2 separate regions of the Homo sapiens genome follow, and region 1 is linked to region 2. A link is a contact called in ENCODE Hi-C data. All regions are on one chromosome and are shown on one strand. Each heading gives the region's core, a stretch centred on a gene start or an enhancer-like site at or near the end of the contact. The rest is flanking DNA. Distances are from core to core; before and after follow the strand shown.

What was found. A loop is a pair of places that touch in the nucleus more often than their neighbours do. Pooled maps may share reads with other maps.
Region 1: a pooled map shows a loop between it and region 2 (22-fold over the local background). The contact joins the promoter of ZNF333 here to the promoter of MBD3L1 in region 2. A Hi-C loop is called at or near these places in 6 of 50 pooled maps.

What each region holds. Positions count from the first base shown.
Region 1 is chr19:14,688,249-14,693,627 of GRCh38, reverse strand. ZNF333 (zinc finger protein 333) reads right to left here and starts at 3,580. Exons shown (of 12, transcript NM_032433.4): 1 at 3,478-3,580; 2 at 134-177. The coding sequence starts at 136. RefSeq lists silencers at 3,237-3,606, 3,937-3,986.
Region 2 is chr19:8,829,829-8,835,222 of GRCh38, reverse strand. It overlaps MBD3L1 (methyl-CpG binding domain protein 3 like 1), which reads right to left and starts at 2,846. Exons shown (of 3, transcript NM_001393532.1): 1 at 2,701-2,846. It overlaps ZNF558 (zinc finger protein 558), which reads left to right and starts at 2,919. Exons shown (of 10, transcript NM_144693.3): 1 at 2,919-3,014; 2 at 3,822-3,905. RefSeq lists silencers at 2,110-2,369, 2,870-3,139.

The DNA.
Region 1 (5,379 bases), core at 2,331-4,830, 5.9 Mb before region 2:
GGATGCTCCTCACTCACCCTTCCCTTTCTTCCTCAGTTGGGGACGGAAGTGGCGAGAGAGAAGACAGGGCCCAGAGGACATAGTTATCCTACATATCCACCCCTTCAGCCACAGGAGCCCCCAGTTTCCTCACCATGACACTGGAGCCAGGGTTTGAGGTCTCAGTCGGTGTTCTCCCTGCAATAAAGGAGACACTGAGGTAAAAGAAGGGGTGAGGACGGAAGCAGAGCATTTTGGGGGATCTCCAGCAGAGTGGTCACAATCAAAACCCTTACAGGACATTTATCTCCATAAGCAACATGTTGGCCCCCAAGGCACCTTTCAAACAACAGCCTCTAGTGACTGCTACTGACTCTTCCCATGTCATCAAAGGAACATTTTAACTTCTAGCTTCCCTCAAAATACTTCTAAGATCTTCTACTTTTCCTCCACTGCCCATATGAAGGTGTGATTTGATATTTATTTCTTAAACGATTTTGGCCTCTCTCTCTCCAACTGTGATGTAAACCTTTTTTTTTGAGTCTCACTCTGTTGCTCAGGCTGGAGGCCAAGGTGGGTGGATCACTTGAGGTCAGGAATTTGAAACCAGCCTGGCCAATATGGTGAAACCCCATCTCTACTAAAAATACAAAAATTAGCTGGGCATGGTGGCAAACGCCTGTAATCCCAGCTGCTCGGGAGGGAGGCTGAGGCAGTAGAGTTGCTTGAACCCAGGAGGCGGAGGTTACAGTGAACTGAGATCGTGCCACGGCATTGCAGCCTGGGCAACAGACTAAGACTCCATGTCAAGAAAAAAAAAAAAAGAATAAGGTCCAGGTCAAGCACGGTGGCTCATGCCTATAATCCCAGCACTTTGGAAGGCCGAGGCAGGTGGATCACTTGGGGTCAGGAGTTCAAGACCAGCCTGGCCAACATGGTGAAACCCCATCTCTACTTAAAATACAAAAATTAGCTGGGCATGGTGGCACACACCTGTAATCCCAGCTACTCAGGAAGCTGAGGCCAGAAAATCGCTGGAACCCGGGAGGTGGAGGCTGCAGTGAGCCCAGATCCCACACTGCACTCCAGCCTGGGTGACAGAGCAAGACTCTGTCTGAAAGAAAAAAAATAAATAAAAAGAAGATCCAATGCTAACCATGATCTTCAGGGACCTGCCTCCCTCTCTCACCTGGCTCATCCATTCAGTACTTTATTTTCTCTACTTTAGCTTTCTCTACCTGTTCTCAGCTCCTGGAACACAGCAGGCTTCGTACTGCCTGAAAGACTGTACATCTGGAATGTTCTCTCAAGTTTCCTCCGCTACCCCACTCCACAGCTAGACCCCTTGTTTAGCTACGTACAACTCATCTTGAAGGTTCAAACATTTGTTCCTTTTCAGATGTGTTTCCTGACATCCTCCCCAAGTTCTCCTGTTCCACGTTCTCATATTGCCTTTGGCACTATTAATTTACCAATATTATTAGCTAGAATAAAGCCTCCACAGGGGCAAGCACTGTAACTATTTCAGTCCCACTGTTTCCCCATGTACAGGGTCCAATTCATTGAGGGCACCCCAGTGAAAATATGCCAAATAATCAACACTCCTCAAGAATGACTCAGTATAGCTAGCCTAAGAAGGAATATGCCCACGCACACACAAAACACAGTATGAGGCCAGGTATGGTTGCTCACGCCTATAATCCCAGCACTTTGGGAGGCCGAGGCGGGTGGATCACCTGAGGTCAGGAGTTCCAGACCAGCCTGGCCAACATGGTGAAACCCCGTCTCTACTAAAAATACAAAAATTAGCCGGGCATGGTGGCGGGCGCCTATAATCACAGCTGCCTGGGAAGCTGAGGCACGAGAATTGCTTGAACCCAGGAGGCAGAAGCTGCAGTGAGCCGAGATTGTGCCACTGCACTCCAGCCTGGGTGATGAAGTGAGACTCTGTCTCAAAAAAAAAAAAAAAAAAGACAATATGACACCATAAAAATCAAATATAAGAATAACTTAAAGTGCCTGTCTTTCATAAGACATAATCACACAAGTTTCAGGTACCTTTAAGAAACAATATTAATTCTTTTTAAAAAGGCAAGGCAAGCGCATATATTCTTTGTGGAAACAAACACCTCACTCGTAAAACTGAAATCTGATGCATGATTTTCCTCTGGAGTTAATTTTTTCCTGATTTCTCAGTAGACACGAGCTTTAACCCCATTATTAAAAAAGACATCCCACTTATGGCCAACTCAATTTGAATTTCCAGTATTAACAAAGTTTATATCGTCTTTTCCCTGAAGTTCCATTAGTTTTGAAGCTCTGTGATTCACATGCTTGGGGGAAGGACTGGAGCCAACTTGAAAAGATCTGAATAACAGTCTTAGGTTTTCTTGATAATAATATTTGTGAAATAACTGAGAAACGGCTTTTCTTAACCTAACAGTGAGAAACTTGATGCCCACAGCAGAAGTAAAAGTCGTCTCAAACATAGAAAATAAAGAAAAACAAAAACAAAAAAAATTAAGAACTCCTCCTTTTGTTGTTGTTTTTGTTTTTGAGATGGAGTCTTGCTCTGTCACCCAGGCTGGAGTGCAGTGGCACAATCTCAGCTCACTGCAACCTCCGCCTCTGGGGTTCAAGCGATTCTCCTGCCTCAGCCTCCCGAGTAGTTGGGATTACAGGCGCCCACCACTACGCTCGGCTAATTTGTGTATTTTTAGTAAAGACAGGGTTTCACCATGTTGGCCAGGCTGGTCTCAAACTCCTGACCTCAGGTGATCCACCCGCCTCGGCCTCCCAAAGTGCTGGGATTATAGGAGTGAGCCACCAAGCCTGGCCAAAAGCTTTCTTATGAGAAAGAAAAAAAAGAAGAAAGAAAAAGTTATGGAAAAGGAAGAGATGCAAAGCCAAGCTAACAGATATTAAGCTAAAAGACTTCAAATTGTCAGTCTCCAAAAGAAATCTCTCGTCATCTAATTCATTCCTTAATGGAGGATGCATTCAATTTTTTAAGTAAATTTGGCCAATCAATTAAACCAGTTTGCACATGTGGACCCAGACCTCACTTTCCAGTTGCAAAGCTAGATAATATTAAGTATCATATCAAATAAAACGTGAATTACTAATTCGCAGTTATCTTGCATACTGTAGGCAAGGTAGGGCCGTCTTTATGCACTTTCCCTAAAAATTGGGAAGGACAGGTGAGAGCTGGGGCCGGTGTCACCACATTTCTGAGCTGTGGGACCTGGACTGTTTGGGATTTCCCTTTTGACAGGATGACAGCCCTGTCTGCCCGGACGGGGGGTACCTGAGAGCGAGAGACCGGGCGGCGGGCGCCCAGATGCGAGGCCCTGACTGTGTGGGCCTCACGCCGGCCACCGGCTGATCGCAGGGAGGAAACCCCTCACACAGGCGGAGCTGTTCTAGGCCCTCCAGTCCCTCCCCGCGCCAGCCGAGCCCTCCCCGCCCTCCCCGCCCTCCCGAGGGGCCGGGCCACACCTGCAAGCCAGCCGGAGACACTCCCACCGTGCCGTGCCGCACCGCGCCGCGCCGCGCAGCACAGCTCAGCCGCCGTCGGCCGCCGCCGCGCGCACTTCCGCTTCCGGTCTCGGGGCCGCCGGGAACGGAAGTGGCTGTGGCTCAGGCTGTTGTGGCCAGGGTAGCCTTAGGCGGCGGCAGAGAAACTAACGTCTTCTTTAGCCTCCAAGGAGAAATTCTAGTATTCTTACCCGGGGGATGAGGTTAGGCTCTGGAGTGGGGTCCCACAGAGCATGGAGGGTGGTGCTGGGGGCGGAGCCTATGTCCGAGAGACAGGGATAGGGGTGGGGCTTAGGTCCCGGGGCAAAAGTGGGGCGGGGCCTGTGCGCGGGGGCGGGGTGGAGTGTGGCTTGCCCTCCGATGGCTGATGGGCGGGGCTTGCACCCCAATGGCGGAGTGGGCGGGGCCTTGGTTTGCAGGGTGGTAGTAGGGGCGGGTCGTGCGCCTCAGGGGCAAAAATGGGGCGGGGCTTGTGCTTGGGGTGGGAATGGGAGCTGAACTTGCATTCGGAAGGCGGGATGAGGGGACCTGGGCTTCAAGGGTTGAGAGGGGCACACCCGACCCCTCCCCGGGTCTCTTTAGGGATGCTCAATATTTAACTTACCCTTTTCTCCTTCCTTTTCCCCAACCCCTTCCACCTTTATCCATGGGCTTAATCCAATCCCCTACAAAAATATACCCATACTTAAGATTGTTTTTGTATATTTTTATACGGCTGACCCTTAGGCAACGGGAGTTGGGGCGCCACCCTGTGCAGTGGAAAATTCACTTCTTTTGACTCCCCCAAAACCTACCTACTAATAGACTACTGTTAACCAGAAGCTTTACCAATAACATAAAGTTAGTTAACACATATTTTGTATATTATATGCCATATTCTTAAAATAAACTAAGCTCAGAGAAAAGAAAGTGTTATTAAGAAAATCATGAAGAAGAGAAAATATATTTACTCTTCGTTACGTGGAAGTGATCGTAAAGATCATAAATAAACGTCTTCATCGTCAGCTTCACCCTGAGTAGGCTGAGGAAAGGGAGGGGTTTGTCTTGCTGTCCCAAGGAGGACAAAGGTAGAAAAAAATCTACCTATAAGGGGATAGCCACAGTTCAAACCCTTGGTGTTCACGGGTCAACTAACTGTCTTTATTCTAAAAATAGGACGATGTATTTTTGTTTCTTCTACAGCTTGCCCTTCTCACTAAAAATAAGATGTGTGAATCTAAGACATAGATCTGACTTTTTAAAAACTATTTATTATGTAGTATACATAGTACATACCTATGGGAAAAGTTCAAACGGGAGGCTCACTCTATTCCTAAATTTTCCTCCCCTGAAACAACCACTGTCACTAGTTCCCTGGTATTCTTTATATATCAAGCACATGTGCAGTCATGCACCACATAACAAGGTTTTGGTCAACCACGAAACACATACACAGTTGTGATCCCATAAGGTTATAATGGAGCTGAAAATTTCTTATCACCTAGTGATGTTGTAACTGTCACAATGTTGCAGTGCAACACATTACTCACATTTAAAAAGGTTTTAAAAATATGAAAAGACCGGGCGCGGTGGCTTACGCCTGCAATCCCAAGACTTTGGAGGCCGACGCTGGTGGATCACTTGAGGTCAGGAGTTCGAGACCAGCCTGGCCAACATGATGAAACCCCCAGTCTCTACTAGTAATACAAAAATTAGCTGGGCATGGTGGCATGCGCCTGTAATCCCAGCTATTCGGGAGGCTGAGGCAGGAGAATTGCTTGAACCCAGGAGGTGGAGGGTGCAGTGACCCAAGGTCTTGCCATTGCACTCCAGCCTGTGCAACAAGAGCAAAACTCCATCTCAAAAAAAAAAATGAAAAATAGC
Region 2 (5,394 bases), core at 1,597-4,096:
AAAATTAGCCAGGCGTGGTGGTGAACGCCTGTGGTCCCAGCTACTTGGGAGGCTGAGGCAGGAGAATCGCTTGAATCCAGGAGGCAGAGGATGCAGTGAGCCAAAATGGTGCCACAGCACTCCAGCCTAGGTGACAGAAGGAGACTCCACCTCAAAAAGAAAAAAAAAAAAAAACTCTTTGTTCACTTTTAATTGGGTATCTTTTTATTGCTGAGTCGCAAGCCTTTATATATTTTGAATACAAGTCATGTATCAGATAAATCATTTGTAAATGTCTTCACCCAGTCCATGTTTGTCTTTTTTCTTGATGGTGTCCTTTGAAGCATCAATGTTTTTTAATGTTAAGTCCAATTTATATATTTTTTCTTTCGCCACCTGTTTTTGATGTCATATCTAAGAAACAATTGCCTAACCCAAGATCACAAAGTTTGACACCTATGTTTTCTTCCAAGAAGTTTATAGTTTTAGCTCTTACCTTTAGGTCTATGATCTATTTTGAGCTCACTTTTGTACATGGTGTGAAGTAGAGGTCCAATTTCATTCTCTGTTTTTTGTTTGTTTCTTGGTTGGTTGGTTTTTTTTTTGTTTTTTTTTGGTTTTGGTTTGTTTTTTTTTTTTGATGGAGTCTCGCTCTGTTCTCAGGCTGGAGTGCAGTGGGGTGATCTCGGCTCACTGCAATCTCCACCTCCTGGGTTCAAACGATTCTTCTGCCTCAGTCTCCCGAGTAGCTGGGACTATAGGCGCCCGCCACCACGCCCAGCTAATTTTGGTATTTTTAGTAGAGACGGGGTTTCACCATGTTAGCCAGGATGGTCTCGATATCTTGACCTCGTGATCTGCCTGCCTCAGCCTCCCAAAGTGCTGGGGTTACAGGCGTGAGCCACCACGCCCAGCCCAATTTCATTCTTTTGTATATTGGCATCTAGTTGTCCCAGCACAATTTGTTGAAGAGAACAGTCTTTCCACAGTGAACTTTCCTAGTATATTGAATTTTGAACTTGTTCATTTTTGCTTAAACTTCCTTCAGCCACCTGAAAATGGATATTTTTGGGAAGCAGAGATCTAACTATTTTTTTCTGAAAGGACGGGTGCATGAAACAATATCATTCATTGAAAGTATTTCTTCCTGGCTGATTTTAAATGTTACCACTCTCTTACATAAAATTTTTTCCCTTTGCACTTACCAGTATCTTTTTTTGTTTATGGTTTTTGGTTTTTGTTTTGTTTTGTTTTTTGAGATGGAGTCTTGCTCGTCACCCGGGCTGGAGTGCACCGGCTGCAATCTCGGCTCACTTCAACCTCCACCTCCCGAGTTCAAGCTATTCTCCTGCCTCAGCCTCCCAAGTACCTGGGATTACAAGGCATCCGCCACCACGCCCGGCTAATTTTGTATTTTTAGTAGAGACGGGGTTTCACCATGTTGGCAGGCTGGTCTCGAACTCCTGACCTCAGGTGATCTGCCTGCCTCGGCCTCCCAAAGTGTTGGGATTACAAGCGTAAGCCACCAGGTCCAACCAGCACTTAGTGGTATCTAACGCACCAACCCACCATGTATTCTATTTATCACATTCACTGTCCATTTCTCCTGCCCAACTCACAACTAAAATGCACGTTCTCTGAGGGCAAGGACGTTTACCTATTTTGTTCAGTCTATATCCATGGTGTATAAAACAGAGACTTGTTGGGGGGGAGGTAATAGCATTTATTCCATGAATATGACTACGGCATACACACATACACACACATACATGTCCACACTATATCTGGAAAGATAGAGGAGAAAATTATTTTTGCCTCTGAGCAAAAGAACTGAAAGACCGTGGTGGGAGAATATTTGACTGACTTTGTACCATTCTTAAGTTTTCCTATATGTGTATCTATGACCCAGTCCTCTCCTGCTCCCCTAAACTCTTAGTGTTAAATCACTATGTTCTGCCTTGGGAAAGCAAGTTATAGACAAATGTGCATACATAATCTGATCCTATTGGGTTGTATGAACATGGGGCAGTAACTGTATCAACAATCTAGGGATCCAAGGAAGGCCCTACCCCTGAATCTGATCTCCCACAATCCTGGCTCCTGGGCCTATCCCAACCCACCCACATCATACACCCTTTTATTCATACCCAGATCCCTGCCCCTGGAACTGGTCTCCACCCACTGCCCCCTCCCCAGGCCTGGTGCAGCCCACAGTCCCGCCCCCAGAACTGGTCTCCGCCCACAGTCAGCCCCGCCCCCAGGCTTGCTGCCACCCCATAGCTCCGCCCCTAGAACTGCTCTCTGCCAATCACCACTGCCCTCCAAGACCGGTACACCCACAGCCTAGTCCCCGCCCTCCGCCCGGCCCGGAGCTTATCTCCGCCCACAGCCAGCCCCAACCTCCAGGGCTGTCACAACCACAGCCTGGTTCCCGCTCAGCCCCGCCCCGGAAATGGAGGTCTCCACCCCTGTAACTGGTCTCTGCTCAGTCATCCCCGCTCTAGAAGCCTTATACCATCCGCCCCGAGAACTGGGCCCCACCCACAGCCCCGACCCTGGAACTGGTCTCTGCCCAATCAGCCTCGCCCTCCAGGCCTGGTACGGCCTCAGCCGGTTCCCCGCCTTCAGCCCCGCCCCGGAACTGATCTCCGCCCACAACCAGCCCCGCCCCCAGGCCTCGTGCGGCTCACAGCCTGGCCCCGCCCCCAGGGCCAACCTTACCCCCGCTACTGCCCCAGGCCAGGGCCCAACTTTGTGCCCACTAAGCAAACTAGAACACCTCTGCCCAAGGCTGGGGTTCGCGGCCGCCGCTCCCGCCCGCCGCGCCTGTCGCCTAAGCGCCGAACCCCCAACACGCTCGACTCTGCGAGGCTGCCCGCGCGAGCCGGAAGGGGACGTGCAGCGCACCTCTCCCCAGACCGGAAGCGGAAGCGCGGGGCGGTACCGTGGGAGGGGCCGCGCGTGGGGCAGCGGGGAGCGAGTCCCTCCGTCCCCGCGAGTCGGCGCTTTTGGCCCCGCGGGAGGGGCCGGGCTCGGTGAGCGACTGGCGGGGGCTCGGGTCCGAGTCCAGGGGGCGACGTGGGCCGCGGACACCGCCAGCCACGGGCCCTGCGTCCCTCCAGGGAGCCGTGTTTCGGTTCATGAGGCCTCGGGCTGTGAGCTTAGGTCAGCACGAAGCTGCTGCTTGCTCCTGGGTCGGGGCCCCGCGCCGCTGTTGCCTCCTCAGGGAACCCCAGTCGCCCTCACCCGGGGCGATTCCGCACCCCAGGGGACTTTTGGCTGTAGCTGGAGACGACTGTGGTTTTCACAAATTGTGGGGAGGGGAGGCTGCTACTGTCACCTAGAGGGTGGAGGCCGGGGAAGAGGGACGCTGCTTGCTCTTAAAGATCCTACGTTGTACAGGACAGTCCCCCACAACAAAGAATTATCAGTAGTGCCAGGTTGGGAAACCCTGCTCTAGGGCCTTAAAAAAAAAATCTCTGCAGTTCTGAATAAACTACATAAATTGTTAAAAATTCAGTTTAGTCACTTAATAGGGCCTCTAAGTGACAAGATATTTTTAAAGCCTGTGGAGTCACCATAGAATCTCTCTCCAGCGTAGTAAGTTGAGCAAGTCAAATGCACACAGCGTTAAGCTGCTTTCTCCCCTCTTACGGAGCAGATGGCCAGATGGGAATCAGGTAAAGCCAGTCATGGCCCACAGGCTGGGCCCTTATTACACATTTAATCATTGAGTACCCAAAAAAAGTGAATGGGATGGTGTTTCCGGCAGCCGTATCCAACAACTGTACAACCTATACAAAGCCTCGAAAGAAATCTTTGTGTCTTTTTTTTTTTTTCAGATGAGAAAAGCATCATTCAAGCTCAGATTCGTGTTGAAGCCTGCCACAAGGTCCACCTGTTGTTGTGGGTTTTTGGGTGACCAGGTGAGTACAGTGTGGAACCTACAACAAGGTTTCAGCAGGCTCTGCTGTGTAGAAGAACTCCTCGTGGGCTTTTCCTGTGCTGGGGTTGTAACCACATTGAAGTCACTAAGAGTGAAGGTATCTTAAGGAAAGTTCAAGGTAAAAAGACAGAGGTGTTTATGGTTACATGTGTGTAAATAAGTAAATACAGTTACATGCAAATAAGTATCCACAAAACAAACATACAAATAACGTAAAGATGTGTAACTGTAGCTAAAGACAGATTTTCTGGTATGCCGTAATGCTAAAAGTTTCTGAATTTTATATAAGTATAGAAAATATTTACATGTATATGTAGTGTTACAAGTCTTCCCACTAACAACTAGCAGGACTACTTAGCAACATTTTTCAGGCCTGTTTGATTTGACTTTTTTTTTTTTTCTTGAGACCAAGTCTCACTCTGTTGGCCAGGTTGGAGTGCAGTGGCGCGATCTTGGCTCATGTCAACCTCCACCTCCCAGACTCAAGCAAATCTCCTGCCTCAGTTTCCTGAGTAGCTGGGACTACAGGCAAGTGCCACCACGCCCAGCTAATTTTGTTTGTATTTTTAGTAGAGACAGGTTTTTGCCATGTTGGCCAGGCTGGTCTTTAACTCCTGACCTCAAGTGGTCCGCCCACCTCAGCCTCCCAAAGTGCTGGGATTACAGGCAAGAGCCACCGCACCCAGCTGTTGATTTGATTTCTAAAGGCATATTGGCCCTCCACCAAACTTCAAAATATAAGGGCATTTGTAAAAAGGATGATTTATTAGTAACAAATTTAAAATTAAATTGACCGGCGACCAGATGTGTTTTGAGTAATGGGATTTTTTTTTTCCTAATGAGATTTGAAAACATTTGGAAGAATATTAAGCAACAACTTATAGATTGAAGGGTAGGGAACTGGTTTCCAAAAAGATTGTCCTCTGCACCTTGCCTCCTGTATTAGTCCTTTTTCACACTGCTATAAAGAACTACCTGAGAGTTTTCACACTGCTATAAATAACTCCCTGAGACTGAGTGACTTACAAAGGAAAGAAGTTTAATTGACTCAGTTCTGCATGGCGGGGGAGGCCTCAGGAAACTTACGATCATGGCAGAAAGCAAAGGGAAAGCAAGGCACGTCTTACATGGCAGCAGGAGAGAGAGAGAAGACATAAACGCCAAACTTCTAAACCATCAGATCTTGTGGGAACTTACTATCAGGAGAACAGCAAGGGGGAAGTCCGCCCCCATGATTCAGTCACCTCCTACCAGGACCCTCCTCTGACACATAGGGATTATTACAACTCGAGATGAGATTTGGGTGGGGGGACACAGAGCCAACGATATCACCTCCTAATAGGAATTAACTTTGTTTCTTAAAACTTCTCTGAAATAACAGTATGGTGATTCATATTGCAGAGAATCATGTTAAGTAATCTAGTATTAAATTGTGGGGTTTCTACTAATTGTGTGTGTGTTCACCTTTT